2 separate regions of the Mus musculus genome follow, and region 2 is linked to region 1. A link is a loop called in an ENCODE intact Hi-C map of the cell type or tissue named here. Cell type or tissue: heart. All regions are shown on one strand. Links, peaks and the distances in the headings refer to the core of each region. The heading gives the core; the rest is flanking DNA.

The links. A loop is a pair of places that touch in the nucleus more often than their neighbours do. Peaks named below come from ENCODE experiments on the same cell type or tissue, not always from the same donor. Only the 100,000 strongest peaks of a DNase experiment are listed, where the experiment ranks them.
Region 2: it touches region 1 in a loop (6-fold over the local background); 8 of 42 quality-filtered maps call a loop at or near these places.

Annotation. Positions count from the first base shown.
Region 1 is chr6:52,252,275-52,262,036 of GRCm38, forward strand. It overlaps Hoxa13 (homeobox A13), which reads right to left and starts at 8,606. Exons shown (of 5, transcript NM_008264.1): 1 at 8,363-8,606; 2 at 8,278-8,361; 3 at 8,268-8,275; 4 at 7,590-8,266; 5 at 6,579-6,874. The coding sequence starts at 8,500. The coding sequence ends at 6,630. In heart, for the core only: a CTCF peak has its summit at 4,851 (motif pointing right); a DNase peak (open chromatin) is centred at 4,857; H3K4me3 peaks cover 2,189 bases; H3K27me3 peaks cover 5,739 bases.
Region 2 is chr6:52,964,931-52,974,692 of GRCm38, forward strand. The region is part of intron 1 of Jazf1 (JAZF zinc finger 1); the gene reads right to left. Gm33219 (a long non-coding RNA gene) reads right to left here. Exons shown (of 2, transcript XR_377681.3): 1 at 6,124-9,762; 2 at 228-6,076. Among named protein-coding and RNA genes, the nearest start is that of Gm33219, 6.7 kb to the right of the region's middle. In heart, for the core only: CTCF peaks have their summits at 5,037 (motif pointing left) and 7,390 (motif pointing right); a DNase peak (open chromatin) is centred at 1,281; H3K27ac peaks cover 3,168 bases.

The DNA.
Region 1 (9,762 bases), core at 928-8,927:
AAGTTTTACGTTGTTCACCTCCTTTAAAGTAGATTTAGGTAGAAGGGCATTAAGAGTCTCACCAAAGACCTGAAAAATCCAGTCTGGACTGGATGACCCCAGAAGGATCTTTATTTTCATATCCGAATCCTAGCCGCCAGGCCGGCGGAGCTGCTGCTCCTATCGGGCCAGAACTTCGATTCAGCTAACATCTATTCTGGACAGCTAACGTCTATTCTTGCTCTGAATAAGTCCCCGCGGGCTCAGAAATCTTCCGTGCAGGGGCAGTTTCTGCCTTTCCGTTATAAAGGCATAGCTTGGGCTATCCTTAGCTTCAAAGACTCCCTTCTTTCAAAAGAGGACGGGGATAAAGGGAATTGAAAAGTAAGAAAGAATCTTGCCCGGTGCTCAGGCTCAGGCTACCAAGGCACGCTTGCAACAAGAGTGATGGCCTGGCCAATTACGTGTCCTGTGCTTTTCTGTAGTCGTGGCGGCTTCTTTCTCAGGCGGCCCTGACCGTGAAGAAGGCGGTGGCGCCGAGGACTTGACCTTTATGGTGGAAAGAGCGAAGAACAGGAGGAGGACTCGGCTGTCTCCAACCTCGGCTGTCTCCGGCCTCTGCCACCCAATAGCAGACAGTCCACGCACGCCTAGCGTCACCTCCATTCCCCCTCGTGTTTCCGTGCGGGACCACGGGCTCTTGGCCAAGAAACAAAGCCCCAAGCAGACTTTCGCCACCTACCTATCCCCCTCCCCAGGGCAGAAGTCAGGGCTACACCGGGCTTCCCAAGGCTCTCTTCTCGTCCTAGATCCAGCTGCTCTCGGCCAGGCCCTGGGTGTTTCACGGTGCCAGGCAGGCCCCGGGCGGTACTAAGCTCCGGCGCGCCGGGTCCTGTCCTCAGACTTCAGGCGGCAGATGCTCGGGGACCACGCGTCCCGAGGCTGCTTCCCTGCCCAGGTAGAGCCTGTTCCTGGCTCTCCTGGCTTCCTTTCGCTCAGCTCCAGGCTCCCAAGATTTAAGTGTTGGGGACAGCAAATCGCGATGTCTTTTCAGCCAGTCTCAAAAACCTCTTTTCGAGAAAATGCTCCTGTCAAGCTTTATTTCCCGTTGCAAAACCACCTTCCACGCAGCCAGGAATTAAGGCCAGGAGAGATTAAGTACCCGATTATTCTCCTGGGGACAGAGGGGCGGGGCGGAGAAGGGGGCACCCTCACAAAACCTTCGCCTCGGTCGCCCGTTCTCAGCAAATAATGCCTGGAGCCCGGGGAGGCCTGCGAGGCCCGCGGTGACGTCAGCCCGAGACTCCGGGCGGCTCACAGCGCGTGTCCGCGGCCATTCTGTGTCCACGTAGCACGAGCTGCTGATCACATCTCAGCGACCTCCGCCGCGATCCTGCGGCTCTTCTGTCTGCCGTCCTCATGCCGTCGGAGCCGGGTGGGCCAGGGCAAATTCCGGGCCTCCATCTTGAGCAGGGGTGTCCTGTCCCCAACAGACGCGACACCCGGCATCCCTCTGAGTCCACGGCTACGTTGCTCTCACTTGCCAACACCCTTGCACCGGGGTAGGCCCTCGACTCTCGACGGCCCACAGAAGTTTAAAGATGTTAGACACCGGTGAAATTATTTCTGCCGCGTGGGTTCAGCTCTGCAGCAGAGCCGGATAGAAACGAAATGGACTGTGGCAAAGCCTTGGCTGCTTTCTCGTTGGAATTTTTCTGCGCAAGCATCACCTTTCTTTTATAATAACATTTTACATAGCAGGCACCTCTCAGGCATTCGTCGGCTCTCGGTAGATGCGTGAGGACTGAGTAGTAATTTTCATAAAGAACGAAGCCCGATTTTATTTACCCGGCGGCCGTGCAGATGAAAACTTAATTAGCGTGCCTGTCTAAAACCCAGGCAGGCATAAATCTCGCCGGGCCTTTTAGATAGGGCGCATCTTTGCTTATGAAAAATGGGATGCAAGCAACTCGCTGCACAGTTCCCTGATTCTCCAGGTCTCGGGCTGCTGCTATGCATCGATCAAGTTTAAAGGAATGCACATAAATCAGCAACCCCCTAGAGTCTCTTCAGTAGAGGTTCACAAGCCCAGAAGGGCGCCTATGGACCCCCATCAGGGGATTAGTGCTCCAGGGCAACGTTCCTCACAGCTCCTAACCCAGGGATTCACTGAGAGGAAAAGAGATGCTGCACCTTCACCCACCCAAACACTCAGCATCGAGCACTCTGTACTTATCTATGATCTGGCTATTATTCGTATACAAATACATCTACTCAGCTGAATTTCACTGCCTTCCGGGGAATCTCTAGCAAAACATTTAAATTAAGTTGAGTATTTTTAAATGATATTTTCCCCCTTTGTCTCTAAGTTCGTTTGATTTTGAAATCGTACATTAATTAAAAAAAACCAAAACAAAACAAAACAAAAAACAACCATTGGCCTCAGTTCGGCATCAGGCATAAATACTTAGTGAAATGCATAGTGACGTTTTACAACCGTCCACTTAAAGTTACTTAATAAATCTGACAGTATTGGGAGCAGATGGAAAAGGTCGTTTTTTCAAGTTCCATGTTTATAATTTTTATTCAGAAAGTTTCCTTTTTAGAAAAAATACTTGAATGATATTTTCAACATCATTATTCATGGACCAGTGTCTGCGTTATTATTCCTGTGCTTTTAGGAGTTTTTGTTGGCGTTTTTTGTTTATTTTTTGTTTTGTTTTTCAGGAGGAGGCCAATGTTCTCCTGACTGTCTTGTTCAAAAAGTTTTAGGCTGGTTACTATTTAAAAATAAAGAAGTCTCCAGTCATGGTAGCATATTCCATTAACCCCAGCACTCTGGAGACCAGGCAGGTGAATTTCTGAGTTCGAGACCATCCTGGTCTACAGAGTGAGTTCCAGGACAAAGAAACTGTATCTCAGAAAACAAAATAAAACACCACCATCAACAACAATAATAAAATAAAAAAATAAAAATATCTAAGAAGTGATTATAATCCATAACCACCTCAACTAATCTGTAAATCCATGCCATGTCTATTTTAAATAAGAAGGGAGTTATCTGAGATTGGCACTGTCAACAACCATGTCAGAACTAAAGGGAGGGGCACCCTGACATCTTCTGGGGAGGGAGGGAGGGAAGGAAGGAGGGAGGGAGGGAGGGAGGGAGGGAGGGAGGGAGGGAGAGAGAGAGAGAGAGAGAGAGAGAGAGAGAGAGAGAGAGAGAGAGAGAGAGAGACTTTACCCAGAACTGCAGTAGTGGTGACTTTCCAAAGGGGCAGTATTCCATCTGCAGAGCTGCTGTTAGCTCTTCCCTAGGCCGTAGGTTCAGAAGATGTCTTACATCTAAAGAAAAATATCTCCTATCTCCAGAAGAGTCCTATTTGGAGCAGTTCACAAACAGTGTTTGAACCAACTTGGAGGGGAATTTCCAATATTTTAAACATTTTGGAGATGCCATTAATGTTGCTGGATGGTAGTTCATTTGGAAATGATGCTGTAACACAAGGTGCTGGGTGCTGAGTCTGAAGCAGTTATCTTCATATGTTTCCACAGATGGTTGGCAATCCTCAGGGTAGCAAAAAGATTACTCTTTACAAGATCATCTGACATGTATATTTCAGGGCCATTTTTTTTGTTTGTTTAAGCAGCTTTACATCTTTTCCCCCATAATTCTTCATCTAGAAAGACATAAAGAAGCTCTTGTTTTCAAGTCTTTGTAAGTCTTCAAGAAAGGCAGGAGATGTTTCCATCATCTGGGATTGTAACAAGCCAATATTTTCCAACAAATGATAAATTCAGTTCTCCCATTCACTATTATTGTCTCCTGACATAAAGGTAAAATTAATCTGCAGCTGAAAACCCAAATTCCAAAGCTACTGGTTCCTTCAACATTTTAATATGTGTGTGTATGTGTGCACGCACAAAGGATTTGGCAAAAACAAAAAACAAAAACAAAACCCCACATTATCCCACTTGTATATTAAATACATAAACATATTGTATAATTTATGACTCTGAACACAATATCTCCTGTGCTGTTGGGGGCCAATAAACAATAGCTATAATACTGGTTGTTAATATAGTTTTGATAGTGGTTGTTGATATTAAGTATATTTATTTCTTCTACAAAACAAATGGTGTGCAAGTATCAATATAAGATTGCACACCATTATGGGGCAACAATCAGCTCTGAGCTGTCTAGAATAGTTTTCTTCTGTGTCCGTATTGTGATCATTTTGTAGATGAAATATTTAAGTTCTCCTACTGACTTCTTAGAGAGGTGGATTGCTTTGAATTTCTGAAATGTAACTCTAGAACTCTAGAGTTAGGAAGGTATGTGAGACTTTTTAATTTGCCGTAAAGATTCCCAGATAATTCTAATTAAGGTCACAGACCACCTTGGAGGGTGAGGGCTGGGAGTGAATGGTTATTTAAGAACACGTCTTGGACTGTAACAAACATGTACAGCTTTAAAACAGATCTGTAGAAATCTGATGCACGGCGAGCTGCTGTGAGGACAGATTAAAGTTGGCCATTAAAGAAAGGAAGCAAAATTCACCGCATAAGGAGCATTTTGTACCCCAAGTCTAGAAATCGGCTTAAATTACAGTATCTTCACTCGTCAGCAATTAATAATATCTGTACAAATTCTACAATTATGTACACAAGCACACAAACACTGATATGCAAATACATGTATAAACATATATTATATTCACATATATACAAGCACATGTATAATTTACATATATTCAAATATTCTCCTTTTGGAGCAAAAAAAAAAAATATGACTACTAAACCTTTAAAACAAGTCAAGTCAGAGCTCAGTTCCCTTGAAGCTGAAGAACGTCAAGGAAGCTTGTCAACACGAGGTGGCGCCCTTGATCTACGAATCTGGCTGAGACCAATTCATGAGCTGTCAAAAGTCAAGGTCACAAATTGTCTTTTTTCGTCAAGGTCAAGGTTTAAGGCCTTTCCTAGTCCTGTCATTTCAACAAATACCAAAAACCTGTCCTTTCAGTCACATGCAGACTTAAGAGCAGATTTTAAAATACGACAGTCTAGGCATTGCTGATACTCAACAACTGGTTTTCATTTGCCACAGGGAGTCTGGGAACCTCCTCTCTCTCCCTCCCTCCTTTCCTTTCTCTCCCTTTCAGAACACCTAACACTTTCATCTCCTCGAAACCTTTTCAGTTGTGAGCTTTTAGTTATGTGAGATTTTTTTCCTCTTCTCATAAAAAATTTAGAAAAACCTGAACAATAATAATAATAAAAGACTGGTCCTTGGCTTGTGTAAAACAAACCTGCTTGTTTAGTTTTTGTGCAGTTCAAGTTCCGCGTAGAAAAGTAACTCGGAGTGTTTCCTTCAGATTTTAATGGCAGTGATTATTTCATTAACAGAGCTAATACCACTATCTACAGATCTAATTTTTCATTTTTAGTGGAAGTATTTAAAAAGCAGGTGCACAAATACATTTTCACAGTGTGCTGAATGTCTTTATTTACAAGATAGCATTTACAGTGAATATGAACAGAACGAATGTGTGAACTGAAATTACTGCTTGATTTAAAATGTGCTGTGACGATGAGTCCCTAAACTTTCTACTGCAGTCTCCTAACACAGTAAACAAGAAAAAAAAAATACTAATCCTTTAGTAAATTAAAATATAGAATGCAGACATCTAAATATTTTGGGAGAACGGGTTTCCATTTTGAGGTTTTTTTTTCTAAGTAAAAAAGGAAAATGATGTCCCTAGCAAAATGTTTAACAAGTATTGGAAAATGCCAATTTAAAAAATTTAAAGAAAGAGTATGTTTTAGGAGAAATCCATACTAGGGTGGGACCTTCCAGGAGAAGGGGCATAAAGTGAATTCTTCGTATTATTTGGTGAGATTTAAACACTTCAAAAATTACAACAAATCCTGTGGAAAAATCCTTTGACAGTGTTGGTTAATCCACCATGTTTGTTGTAAGCAATTGAAAGGTATTTCCAGAAGCTCCTTACCCACCCAGGGTTCTCTTGTAACCTCAAGGGTTTAGCTGGCCAGATTTACTATCAAAACAATAGATCCTTGGATGAGCGTTCTCTCTCCTCTCATCTCCCTTTTTAGCAATAGTTCAAATAAACAATTCAGTGCCTTTCCCCCTTCTAAGCCTCTACCTGAAACATTTCCAGAAGGAACAATGGCAGGGATTTCAATAAGGTTTACCTGAGCAGGCACTTAACATGCAAAGGGGAGGGTGCTGGACCAGCTGCGTGGAAACAGCCTTTGTTTCTGTAACCAGTTTTCAGATTACCATCTAACACAGTGTCCTAAAATATAATGGTCACATAAATACTTACAAGATTTGAGAAAATTCATAATTTATCTGAAATTGTGTGTTTTAGGGGCTGATGAGTTGACTCTAGAGTTTGTCACTTAACGCTGTGGTGGGGTTGTCGGGAAACCTGGCAGTCTTTACCATTCCTTAAGGTTTTGTTTTAATTGTAGATTCCATGGAAGAGAGAGTCCCCTTAGGAGAGCAAACGTCAGCGTCTCTCTATCCAATTCTTCAGTTAGTATGATGCATTATTATTATCTGGGCAAAGAAACAAATCCTTAAGCGTTTCTTCAAGCTGCCCTCTGCTCCACCTTTTAATCCATTAACTAGTGGTCTTGAGTTTATTGATGACTTTTTTCTCTTTGACCCTCCTGTTCTGGAACCAGATTGTGACCTGCCTCTCAGAGAGGTTTGTCGTGGCTGATATCCTCCTCCGTTTGTCCTTGGTAATGAATTTGTTCGTAGCGTATTCCCGTTCGAGTTCTTTCAACTGCACCTTAGTGTAAGGCACGCGCTTCTTTCTCCCCCTCCTATAGGAGCTGGCGTCTGAAGGATGGGAGACGACGTCTGTAAGATAAGGAAGAAGGCAAGTTACTCTGGGAGCCGACCTGAGCCAGAACACAGGCGACAGCTCAATGTGAACTGCCGGCCTTGCAATGCCTGATTGCTCTTTGCCACGAATGCTGTACAATCCAGCCTTCTGCCAAAGCCTGGAGCGTTAGTAGGGGGGTATGGTTAGTTGTGTACTGAAATGAAATCGCCCAGAGTTCCAGTGACCACCCCAATCCGGTCATTCTGCATGTACAGCGGTCCACACCTTAGCACTCAACAGGGTTCAACACTTCTTTCTGTAGAGCTCGGCTCCTCTCAGCTTGCCCCAAGTCCCAACATTCTATGCTTCTCCAACGAAGCCTTTTTTTTCAGAGAACCATCAGGGACAATTTGGTGAGCTCAAAATCGAGTCTATTTCCCATCTTGGAGTCAATGTCAAGGGCTTGGGAGGGTGGGGCACCCAGAGAGAAAGGGGCTGCCGGAGTTGGAACCCACAAGCTTCCTCCCAGCTACCCTTTACCAAAGGAGGGCCCGGGGACCGGCTCGACTTAGGGCAGGGCGGACGGACAGCGCCAGCCAGCCGGGGCCAGGCTCCCAGGGGTGCAGAATTGCTAAGGCAAGCCAGGCCAGGGAGAATGCGGGGGGGGGGGGGGGTTAGTGACCCTGGGGCACGAGCCGAGGAGAAGCTGAAAAGCTGGAAGACCCGGGCTGGAAAGGGGGCGCCATTTACCGGGCAGAGTGGACTTCCAGAGGTGGGGAGGCTGCGTCTGCTCTTTGGGGCAGTACATTTGGCCGTTCCAGCCGTTGGGCAGAGCCCAGGGCTGATAGCTTTCCATGGGAAGCCCCAGAGGCTCGTGGCGCGACTCGCCAGGACCCCCGAGCCCCGGAACTACTGGCATATCCAGGTAGCCGGGCACGGGCTGGTGATGGTGGTAAGGCCCGGCTGCGTAGCCCTGATGGTAGAAAGCAAACTCCTTGGCGCGGGAGCTGAACTCCTCGGCCGCGGGGCCGGCGGTGTCCATGTACTTGTCGGCGAAGGCGGCGGCGGCCGAAGCAGGCTGCGCGCACGACTTGATGGCGTTGGGGTGCGGGCCCATGCGGGCGCACGGGTAGTAGCCGCTGCCGAAGTAGCCGTAGGGCAGCGCCGCGGGCCCCGACGAGCTCTGTGCCGCCGCCGAGCAGGGACTGCACTGCTTGGCGGCCTCGGCACCCGCGGGCCCCGCCGGCCCGGGCCCTCCCGACGACGACGCGGCAGCCGCGGCGGCGGCGGCAGCAGCGGCGGCGGCGGCGGCGGCGGCGGCGGACGGGGGCGCCTCCCCCGGGGCGCTGCTGTACGCGGCCGCGGCGCCGGGCGCCAGGGGTGCGGGATGCGCCATCAGGTTGCGGCACTGGTTGGCCGCGGCGGCGGGCGGCGGCGCCGCTGCGGCCACCGAGAAGTTGCCCCCCGCGGCCGCGGCAGCCGGGTGGGGGAAGCCCCCGCCCCCAGCTCCCGCCGCCGCCGCCGGCCGCCGCCCGTGCCGCCGCCGCCGCCCCTTCCATGTTCTTGTTGAGCTCGTCGGCCACCAGGCCGCCGCCGTTGTCGTAGAGAAACATGACGGTGGGCTCGATCCAGCGGGGGTGGAGGAGCACGGAGGCTGTCATAGCCCGAGCCGCATGGAGAAGACCCCAGTGGCGCTGTTTTAAAAAGCCCCCAAGAAGTGAAGAGCGCGGCGCGCGGGGCCGGGGCCCGAGCGAGGGGGGCGGGTCGCGCCCTGCGGGGTCGCGCCAGGCGGCCGCCCATTGGCCCGCCCCCGGCCCGCCCCCGGCGTATGCAAAGCGGGAGGCTCCGGCTCGGCTCCGCGCTGGGCCCGCCGTCCCCGCCGCCGCCCGCGCGGTCCTCTGCGCCAGCTCTAGCTCCCGCCGCGCGGCCGCGCAGCAGTCACCCACGGAGGAGGCGGGGGTGGGTGGGGGGGAGAAACTAGGGCGGGTGGGGCTGGGAACACAGGGACCCCGATCCCTTCCCGGGTTTCGCGCGGAGGTTGGGAGGGGCAGTGAGCGGCTGCGGTTGGGGTGCGACCTGAGGTCGTGGGGACAAGTCAGGTAAATTCTCCAGTGGCCAGGAATGAGGGTTTGCCTTGGCCTTGGACTGGCCCAGGATGTCCTGGCATGTTTTAGGGACCTCTGGGGCTGTTTTCTTTCCAGGGATGGATACATCTTTCTGCAGCTAGACCCTCCCAAGGATGTGGGAGCTTTCGCCTGGCCGAGATTGCACTCCCCACCCCCCCCTGGGGAACAAGGGCGTTTGTTTCCTGTTGGTTCCAGGAGAAGTCTGGAGCAAGGGTCCCAGGACATTTCTCTGGGAAGTTTGGGCTGCATTTGGGAGCTCCCTTCCCTGTTCTCAGGCTCTAGAGGACAATTTCAATTAGGCCTAAGGACTCAGAAGATCAGAACAACTAATTGTATCTCCTACACTCATCACACACGCGAGCGCAAATATTCGCGCGCGCGCACACACACACACACACACACACACACACACACACACACACACAGAGAGAGAGAGAGAGAGAGAGAGAGAGAGAGAGAGAGAGAGAGAGAGAGAGAGAGAGATGCATACTGCCACATTGTCCAACTTGTATATACAGCTCGCTATTCATTCCGATGCAGCAGCTATTCTCTCTGGTCCGCAGAGGATTTCAGATGAAGAAAGCACCATTCACTCACACTCCTGTCTCAGGAGTCCGGCTGCCTTTTCCTGAAGGGGTTTAAGAGGAACAGGCCCCAGCTGGGCTGCTGGCTGGAACTCCAGCCACGGTTCTGGGACTTCCTACAAGTCACTCCATAGATCCTGAGTTGGACACTTCAGACACCTGGCAATCCACTGTTGCATTCCGTTTTGGGGAAAGAGAAAAAGGCTCTTTGGG
Region 2 (9,762 bases), core at 830-8,829, 710 kb after region 1:
AATATACACCCCCCTCATAACTCAGCTCCTTTTCACCACCCAAAAACTAACACATTACAAGTAAACACATAAACACTTCACAGAAAATCACAAAACTAGAATGAGTTAAGTGAGCAAGTTACTAATCTTTGTGTTTTCATTTTTCATTATCACAAATGAATTTTTAAAAAATATATATATATATATATGCATACTACCCAAATGTTATTCTTGACACATATTTAAAATTTTTTTTTACATTTTATGGGTGACACAAAACCACCTACATTTAGGGAAAATACAAAGCCAGCCTCTCTTGCCTAGTCCCTTCGTCCCAGCCAGCTGATGGCTTTGGTGTACAGACAGGTGACTAACAAGCAGCAGATAAAGCTACTCTCTCACACAAAGTAGAGCACCACTGACATCTAGATTTCACTGATCAGAGGACTCCCTGAGACAGGCACTCTTCATGGCAAGAGGTCACCCAGGGCATAGCAGGGCAGGTCTAGCGGTCTAGAGCTGGGCCTGAGACCCAGCTTGCTCTCTCCTCGCTGCAGTGTCTTCAGAGACAAGCTCTCCCCAGCCTGCCTGCCTTCAGCAGAGTGCTGACTTCAAGCTGCTCACCGCCCTATTGTCTTATGGAAGGTCTCACCCAAGAGTCCCAGGCCTAGCTAAGCAAACTCTTGAGCAAATTGACTCTCCAGAACGGAACCCCTGTGGTTTGCTCTGGTTTCACTTCGAATAGAGGACCAAGTCACCGGCACCTACCATTCTCACAAACCACGCTTCCCCTCAGAGGGAGGAGGAGCCTTCACACCTCACTAAGTGGCTCCAGTCTGCACTGTCCTGCTGTCTGGGAACAGTTACTCTCCAGAAGTAATTTCGGAGATGTACACCCTGTCTGCATAGAAGCCCCTGGACTTGTGCGTTGTTCTTTGTAGTAAAGAGAGACAAATGGCTGCGAGAATCTTATACTTACAGAGTGATGATTAAGAAACAAAGAATAGCTTAAAAACACAATTAGAAAGACATGGTATAAAAAAAAAATAGGAGTCCAGATGTCAAGCACACTCTGCCTTTTAAATTGGTGTGGAGTCTCACAAAGGAAACCAGTTCTGGCTAGTTGGGAGCAGCAGAGGGGAGGCCTCTCCGGCATACTCTACTTCTGTGGATTTATCAACACACAGCTAACCTGCGTTAGGAAAGCCCATGCACACTATTTAAAGTGCCTCGGAGTGGTCCATGGGCTGCACTTTTTCCTGTCCAAGGACATTTAAGTCATCTCATGCAAGCACGGTGACAGGTCACTGTGAGGGTGCCAGAAGGGGAGTGTAGGTGCAAGTCACAGGAGGAAGCTTACTTGTAGCTAAAATTAGTAACTGTTGCAGTCAGAGGAACAATTACAAAATTTGAGCTGTGGAGTAGAGCTCAAGTGGAAAGCAGGATTTTAATCTTGTGCTCAATATCTTAAAATGCTAAAGGGAAAGAAATGGTCTACACAAAGAGGAATCCAAACTCAGCAAACTCCAAGAAACTAAGGAGGGGAAGATAACAGAAATCTCTCTCTGTGGTCATTTGAAGTAAACTTCCTATTTGTATAGAACAAAACAAAAATGAGGCTTAATAACTAATAAATATTACATGAAACAAGCTATTTAAACAGCCTGGTGTTTGGCATTTAAAAGGTTTTAAAATAATACCTTCATGAGCGTTTGAGGCTTTAACTGTTATATGCCTCTTCTCATTAATGAGGTCATTCTTGCCTGGAGAGCTGTGTAAAACTACTATGTTTTTAATGGTGCCCAAACAAGACTGAATTGACATGGCGTTACGTGGTGCATTTTGGGACAACCCACTCAGGGGGGAATCCTTTAAGGATCCTGCAGCCGAGTGCTTATTACAATGTTTATAACAACAGCAACAATGGTTGCTGGGCTATGCTCTCATTTTCTGGAGAGAAGTAAAGGATGAAAAAGGATGTGGTCCTGGAAAGAGAACATGCCTTTCCTTTAGACAAGGACAGAGAGCTACCGACAGCCTCCGGGCCTCTCCACATCTGTGCCCTCAAATGGGCAGCAAACGCAGATCTGTTTCCAAGTCAATTCCCCTCACTATCCAGAGCAGCGAGGCTCCTCTACGCCTCCTTCTGCCTGTGAAACCTTTACTTACTTACAGGAAGTCACGCGTCTGACAGAGAGTAATCCCATTCCAAGAATATTGAAGTCACTAGTTAAATGCTGGAAAATAATTTTTAAACTTGCATAGAGTAAATACAACCTCCTAGTCTCACTCATCTCAGTTTCTTCTTCACAACGTTTCCTATACAAATACATACTTTAAGTTAGTTTTTCTCTCAACATATAAGACTATATAAAACTGCTTAAACAATTAGACAATATTATTCTTTCTAATTGCTGCATACTATTCCATATTATATAGATATACTCTTTGAGCACTCTTGATGTTAATGGATATTTAAGTGAATCTAAATTTTTTGCTCTTAAAAATTGTTCTATTTTCATAGGGTAGAAGTCTAAGGCCTTCTGTGTCCTTAGTTGATTTAAAACTTAATTTGACACTGGTAATTTTGATCCCAGTGACATCAGATCATAAGTCATAAATAAGGTCCTAACAACCTCAGAATAGAAGAGATGGCTGAGAACACTGTCACCTTTAGAGCATTTTCTCCTCGTGGCTTATTATCCTGAGTCTGCTGTTTCTCCCAGGCTCAGGCAGCAGAGATGCTGATGTGCCTAAAGTGCATGTTTCTCGACTAGGTCTCAAGTCCCGTGGCCTTGACTGGATGGGGTCCTGCTGCAGTATTAAACTGCTCTAATTGCATTCTTCAAGCCAGCTGAAGGCTGACAGCTTCCGCTCCCGGCTCATTATCAGGGCACTTCAAGGGGCTCCATTATGAGTAGAGCACCTGGTCCAAATTTATTTCAACGGCCCAGAGAAAAATGGGAAGGTGCTTAATGTTCAACCACAATGGTGACATTTTTATGAGATAGCCAAGGTTCAGAAACAAATAAATGAAAGGTTTGAAAGGAGTATGAACAGAAACCATGACAATAAAAATTCAACATTAATATATCAACTTAAAACATATACCACCCATATACTTGGGGTAAGGCCAGGCTCAGCATAGACAAGCCAGCAAGAAAAGGGAGAGGAAAAAAAGCCAACAACAGCCTCCTCTCCCTGTGACAGGCCTCCCTGGAAAGACAGACGGAATTCCAAGAACGCTGCAGACAGTCAGACTGAGATGTAAACCCTGAGTCCTGGTTAAAATAACAACTTTCTCACCTCCGTGAACCCACATGAGAATGGAAGAAAATTCAAGTAGAATTCGGGGTATCTGAAATGTATGCTGTTCCTTCTTTTTCTCTGGTTTGCTACAAATTGCTGTCTTTCACTTAAGAATTTAAGGAAACGTGTAAGTTAGTGAATCTTTACACAACTGTCTCTCTAAGAGAGTACTTGCAAATATGCACTGAGCACTTCCTAATAAATGTACACTAGGGGCTTTTCCTAGGTAGGCCTCAGCAGCCCCAGAGTAAGGCCTGCTCCTGGGATGTAAATCCGTATCCAGAGACGCGTCGGAGCTATGCTCGCTGGGCTGAGCACTTGCAGAGAGAGGACTTAGTGTACAGACGGCAACCAACTTTAAAGGCCAGCAGCCCAGCTGCAGTGCATTAGAGAGCTCTACCCTCCACTAAGAATTTGTTTAAAGAAACTTTTAAAATAAATATTTGTGTTCTCTCCCTAAACACAACAACGGTCCTTACACTGGGACCTAAGAAAATGGTGAACAGAAACCCTGGTGCTGGCCCTTATCACTGGGAACGAGAGCTCGACAGGGGCCGCACCAGCGCAGGGCGGTTAGGAAATGTTTAGTCTCTTCAGAGAAAAAGAGGTCAATTAATCACTACAAGGATTTTTTTCCAACTATTAGCTGCTTTTGGCTTTGGAATTTTATCTTTTTCAAGCATTTTCCTTATTAAGCGAACTCTGCAGATGTGCAATACATTAGTATGCCAAAGTACAAAGACTTTAATTATTTTACTGATTTAAAAAGGCAGCTAGATACTACCTATTTTTCACATACTGACTTCCCCACTCTGGTCTCAAATTGAAAGTTATGAATCCTGGGTAGCCAGCCTAAACAGGCAATGCTACTTGAACCTTTTTTTTTTTCTTTCCTTCAACTAACAAACATACGCTCTTAAAATTAATTACCTGATAGAATCACCTAAGTACAAAAGTGGCAGAACCCCCTGGAGTAAATCTGAGATTCGTCCAGTGAGTCACCACATGTGGCAGACCACCCAGTGGCCTAGGTCTCTGACTGGAGAGTTAGGAGAGTCTTCAGCTGGTGGTGGGAGGGTGACTTGGGCAAGAGCTGATTGGGTTTTAAAGATATGGGGCCTGCTTTCTCCTTGTTGACACTCTCATGATCCTCTGTCTTAGATTTTTAAGATGCTTCATATAAACTAGCTTGGAACAACTGAGAGATTGGTGAGACTAGGCAGGGTGGTTTGTATGAGGTCAGCAGTCCCATCCTTTTCTGTCTCGTTGGAACAGAAGAACACTGGGGTCACTCAAGATGCTTGGTCAAACAAACATACAAACAAAAACAATCAACACACAGAACCAAGAACAACAAAAAGAAAACAAAAACACCAAAACCAAAACATAAAACTGCTGGCATAGGACATATGGTTTTCTACATTTGTACACCTTGTTAAATATATGTCACTACTATGATGATACTGCCCCACCTGTTGGCAGGGGGAATTCTAGAAGAGCCTTAGATTCAAGCATGGGATTTGCTGGCTGTGTAACCATTTCCTGGCCATGTAAGTCACCACTAAGCCTTCAGGGTCAGTCTACCTACCTATAAGGGGGCCACAGCCATGTCTGCTTTTCCCCTCACAGAGAACCACTGAGCCCACCATACATGTTTGGGTGACAGGGCTTGCAGGCTCAGAAGCCTTCATGCTGCCAGCACTCTGCCTGCAGGCATCTGTTCTCTGCAGTTGCCTGTGCTGCCCTCTTGTGGTAGGCAAACTACAATGCTACTCAAAAATGACAAACTAGCACCTGGAAGCTGGACTCAGTTTCAGGCAAGCAGCTTTCAACTGTCAGAATAGAAAGGGTCAGTAGACTCTAAGTATATAATGCAAAGGGTGGGCTAGGTCTCCCTTGATGCTATGCCAGAGCCTGCAATTTGGGAACAGAAAAAAAGAATAAATTAAAGAGGAAAAATTCTATACCCCCAGAAGTGTCTCACACTACGACAAAACATTTAAGACGTGGAAATGTCAGACAAGAGAGATAGATCTGCCAGTGCTGGTGGGAACCTCACCCTCTCCCTGTTTAGAGATAAATATTCAAGCCAAAATAATTGTTCACAAACTGTAGGAGCCAACAGCCACCCATACATTTGCCTGAACTCTAGACTTAGAATAGCTAACATTTAGAACAGGTAGAAACCCCAAGACACCGTATAGTAGTGTTTTATTATGCATGGCTTTGGTGGGAAAGGCAAGAAAATTTCGTGGAACCATTTTGAGTATAGAGAGGAGCAAGAGAAAATGGAGGATGAATACAATCAAAGTATGAATTTGTCAAAAAACAAGAACAAAAAGGAGGGAGGAGAGGAGGGAGGGAGGGATCAGAGGGGAGGAAACATGGAGGAAGTAGACAGCTGAGGGAGAGGTTTTTGTTTTGTTTTGTTTTTTTGTATCCTCTGACTTCAGGGTAATAGGGAAAACAGCAGGCTGGGATGCAACCCAGTGGAGATAAGGTTGGGGCCAGACAGATGTGGCATGAATGCCCCTCATGATGAGTGCACTCTGAGAGGAAAGCCATGCAGACGAGCAGCAAGTGGAGGGCAGCCACCAACATGAGCTCAGCTCCACCTCAGAGGAAGCCCTGGAATGGGTGGAATCAATCCTCAGAGGGCAGGGTTGGAGAAGAGATTTCTCCGAGCACCAGAAGCTCTACAAACGTTCGATGATGCTCAGCATCAGCGATGCAGTCTCTACCTGTATCAGCTACTCAATCCATCCGTATGCTCAGCCAGCATCTCCACCTGTATCAGCTACTCAATCCATCCGTATGCTCAGCCAGCATCTCCACCTCTATCAGCTACTCAATCCATCCGTATGCTCAGCCAGCACTGTAGGGTCATGGAAGGGGTCTGAGACGACAGAATAGAGTGCCTATGACATTGGATAAGCTTGGAGCACCAGAAATGCTTACAGTGACCTCTGCTGCACCCTGCAGCCATAACCAGAGCCCTATCCCATGAGAGAGGACATAGGGCAGTATTCTAGGCAATACTGACAGCAGGAACTTGGTATATTATAAAGGCCAGAGAATTTGGGATTCAAAATCTTTCAGATTCAAAATCTTGTGTTTCTAATCTATCAAGATTACCCCCACCCCAAAATCACAGACTGAAGTTTCTCCATCTCTAGTAGCTCAAATACAGCAGTATTCCCATAATATCAAAACTTCATTCTTCTATGTTCTTAACAAAGTGAATAGAATAAAGGGCCATAATGTACATACCTGGTTGTGACAGAGTAGTGAGAATTTATTGAATAAATCAGCGACGTAAGTTACATTAAGGGTCTAAATAAGTTGACTTCAAAACTCTCCCTAACTAAGAATACTATATTTTGAGCTAGAAATTAAATTTATTACTTAAAAGCTCCTTCGCTATGTTAGAATAAATTGTGTCTGATGGTCATGAGAAAGTACATGGAGACTTAAAACTTTTAAAGACTGCTAAAGCATTCTTCAGGCAAAATGTAAGACCTGGCAGAGCGTTTCAAACAGGCCATGCCACAGATCACCTCCTTCAAGGCAGCACATGTGCATGTGAGTGAATGTATGTGTGTACACATGTATGTGTGCCCGTATGCGCATGCTGAAAAGCTCACCACTCCAGTTAAGAGCAATGTGACGCCTAGGCCCCTCTCCCCTGGGCTTGCCATTCTCCTCTGCTTCTCATCACTCCTTCCTTTGTCCAGCCATGAAGGTCCTTGTCTAGGATGTCTTCATGGGTGTTCTGTGTTCTCTCTTTTCCTCTGTTTAGTGATGGCTCTCAAGTCTCTTCCTCCAGCTCCACTGGACTATCAGACTAGCAGGACAGATCACCCCAGCCTGTCTGAAAGCTCCCCTGTATCTGGCCCCTCCTCTGGTCTTCTCCAGAATGAGAGCCATATATGGGCCCATTACCTACCTTCAGCTCCTCCTGGAAAACACCCTCAGCTAAACCACAAAGGAGCAGGTGCATCCATCTGAAGACTACTGGAATCTGCTTCTGACCAGCAATAGCATCTGGCCCCAGGCCTCCAGAGCCATAGCTAAGCCACCCTCCAGAGGGCACCCAAGAACAGCTCCACAAATGCTAATCTGATCGTAGCAGTCTAGCTCAAGACTCTCCTGTCTCCCACAGGCCTATGAAAGCCAAGCTTCTCCAACCCTAACCGTAAGGCCTAGCTCGCAGCCTCGACCCTGCTGAGTGCTTCAGACTTACTTTCTCACTTACTGTGCCAGGGCCACAGATCACAGGACTTTACGTACCGCCCCTCCTCCCAGCCACCCCGTCTGGGACTATCTCTGGAAGCGATCAGACAGCTCTGCCCCAGGCTCCCCTTGGTGCTTCTTTTGCCCCTCAGCTTGGTTCTCACACAGGGTCAGAGGTTTCTGATACACTTCCCTACTCATAACTTTTAAGGCCATCTTGTATATAACTCAGCTTCCAAATCTGCATGAGGCCCATCAATTGAGAGGCACTCAATAAACAGTGAGTAATTATGACTATTTGACTTTGGGTTACTGTGCGAAGTGGATTGGTGCACTATACACTTGAGAATAATATAAATCTGGGTCCTCATGCCAGTTCCACAGTCACCAAGCTAGGGGATCCTAAACCATAGACGAAAACTTCAGGCTCTGTTTCCACAGAAACATCCACTTCATAGGTTGGCTGTGCGGTACATTTGTTCATGCCAGTGTGCTTAGTTATTTGTAGTTTTTAAAGTGCAGTGCCATGAGCTGATGTGTTACTGCATCAATCATTGACACTGTAAAGCTGAGCCCATGATGGGGTTCTTCAGTGACAGCTCTTCAAAGACATACTGGATCCCGGCTAACTCACTGAGGACCCTCTGCCATGGACTGTCAACCTCAGGATTATGTGGACTGCCCCTTCATCTTAGCTTGTCTGATTCTAAGTCTAACAACACAAAAAGATTGGTTTCTTGAATGACGAGAGAATGGTTACGGATGTAGTTTGATCATTACATCTGATATTGGGAATGGTCTAAATGTAACCAGTCATGAGGGCTGAATACTTGTCAGTCATGAGCTGCCCTATTGAAGCACTTTGTGTTGCCTGAAAAGGATTCCAGACGTGCTCCTTGTGCTCCACAGCTGGGGCGCTAAGGATGCCTTCCCTGCCAATGGTTTGCTACTGCTCGTTAAAGGGAAAATTCTACCTTCTAAAAGAGGGAAAGGGAAAAGATAGAATCTGAAAAGGCGGAAGTGAGTAAGAAAGAGGAAGAAATCCCACAACTGTCAGATTGTGGTGAGTTTAAGAGTCTTGCTAGGCAGGGAGGCTGAGACGGGAAGACGCTGTGTTTGAGGGCAGCTTGGACTAGGTAGTAAGGACACATCTCAGACATGGAATGAACCAATCAGACAGAGCCAAGTGGTACAGTCTTGCTCATTGGTTTTACAGCATGCTGAGTCTCTCCATCTCCTCCATGGGAAAAACAAACACACACAGCCACCCCTTTCAACCTGGTCAACTGGGGGCTTTGGAATCATTACAAAGTACAAGAAGATAACCACTTTAAAATAAAAACTTTTCATGTACCCAGTAAGTTCAGTAAATTGTGGCAGCCAGGCACCCACTTTAAAAGTCTGAGTTCTGAACACAGCTTCTTATCCATGGCTTCAGATTCCAACAGGAATCCTGGCCTCCTTCTGTTCTGTGCTTAGAAACTTCGAGACGTACTGCCAGTTAAAACTGTCAAGCATTCCCCAGTCCTTTCATGATCCAGCTAGAAAAGAAAGAAGTCTCAAGTTTCTGAGAGTGGGGCTCCCATCTCTTATGCAGTCTCAGTGCTCAGGAGATGGTGGGAACAAGCCTTAGAGCAGGTTTTTGTCAAGTTTCTCTCACTAGAAAACAAGATGTAGAGCTAGCTGGGTACGGTGCACACAGCTCTCGCCAGCACTTGAGACATGAGAGCAGGAGGACTGGGAGTCAGTCATCTTTGACTGACGTCTTTGGCTACAGGAGACCCGAAGGCACCTTCTTACTGAAGGTGTCCCACTGTGTACTTTCCAAGGGTTATATGTATTATGCTGTGTCCTGGAATTCTTTTAACTTGGAAAACCATTTTGTCTTGTTTTTAGCTTAAGGGGTATCTGCCCAGGCTAGCCTTAAACTCCAGTGCTCAAGTGACCCAGCCTCAGGCTCCAGGGTAGATGGGACTATGGGTATGTGCCATTGTGCCCTGCTTGTCTTGGAACTCCTCATTAGGACTGAGACATGACTTTATGTGGTTACTTACCACAAAATACCAAAGAGCTTAATACTGAATCATTTATTAAACGTCTCCTGATATATATATATAATTGTGTTTAAAGATGTCCTTTTCAGCCTAAAATGAACTATAAAATATCTATCTACAGACTATGTCCTTAAGAAAACTAACAAAATGAGTATTAGGAAACCAAATTATTTACGATTTTTGTATT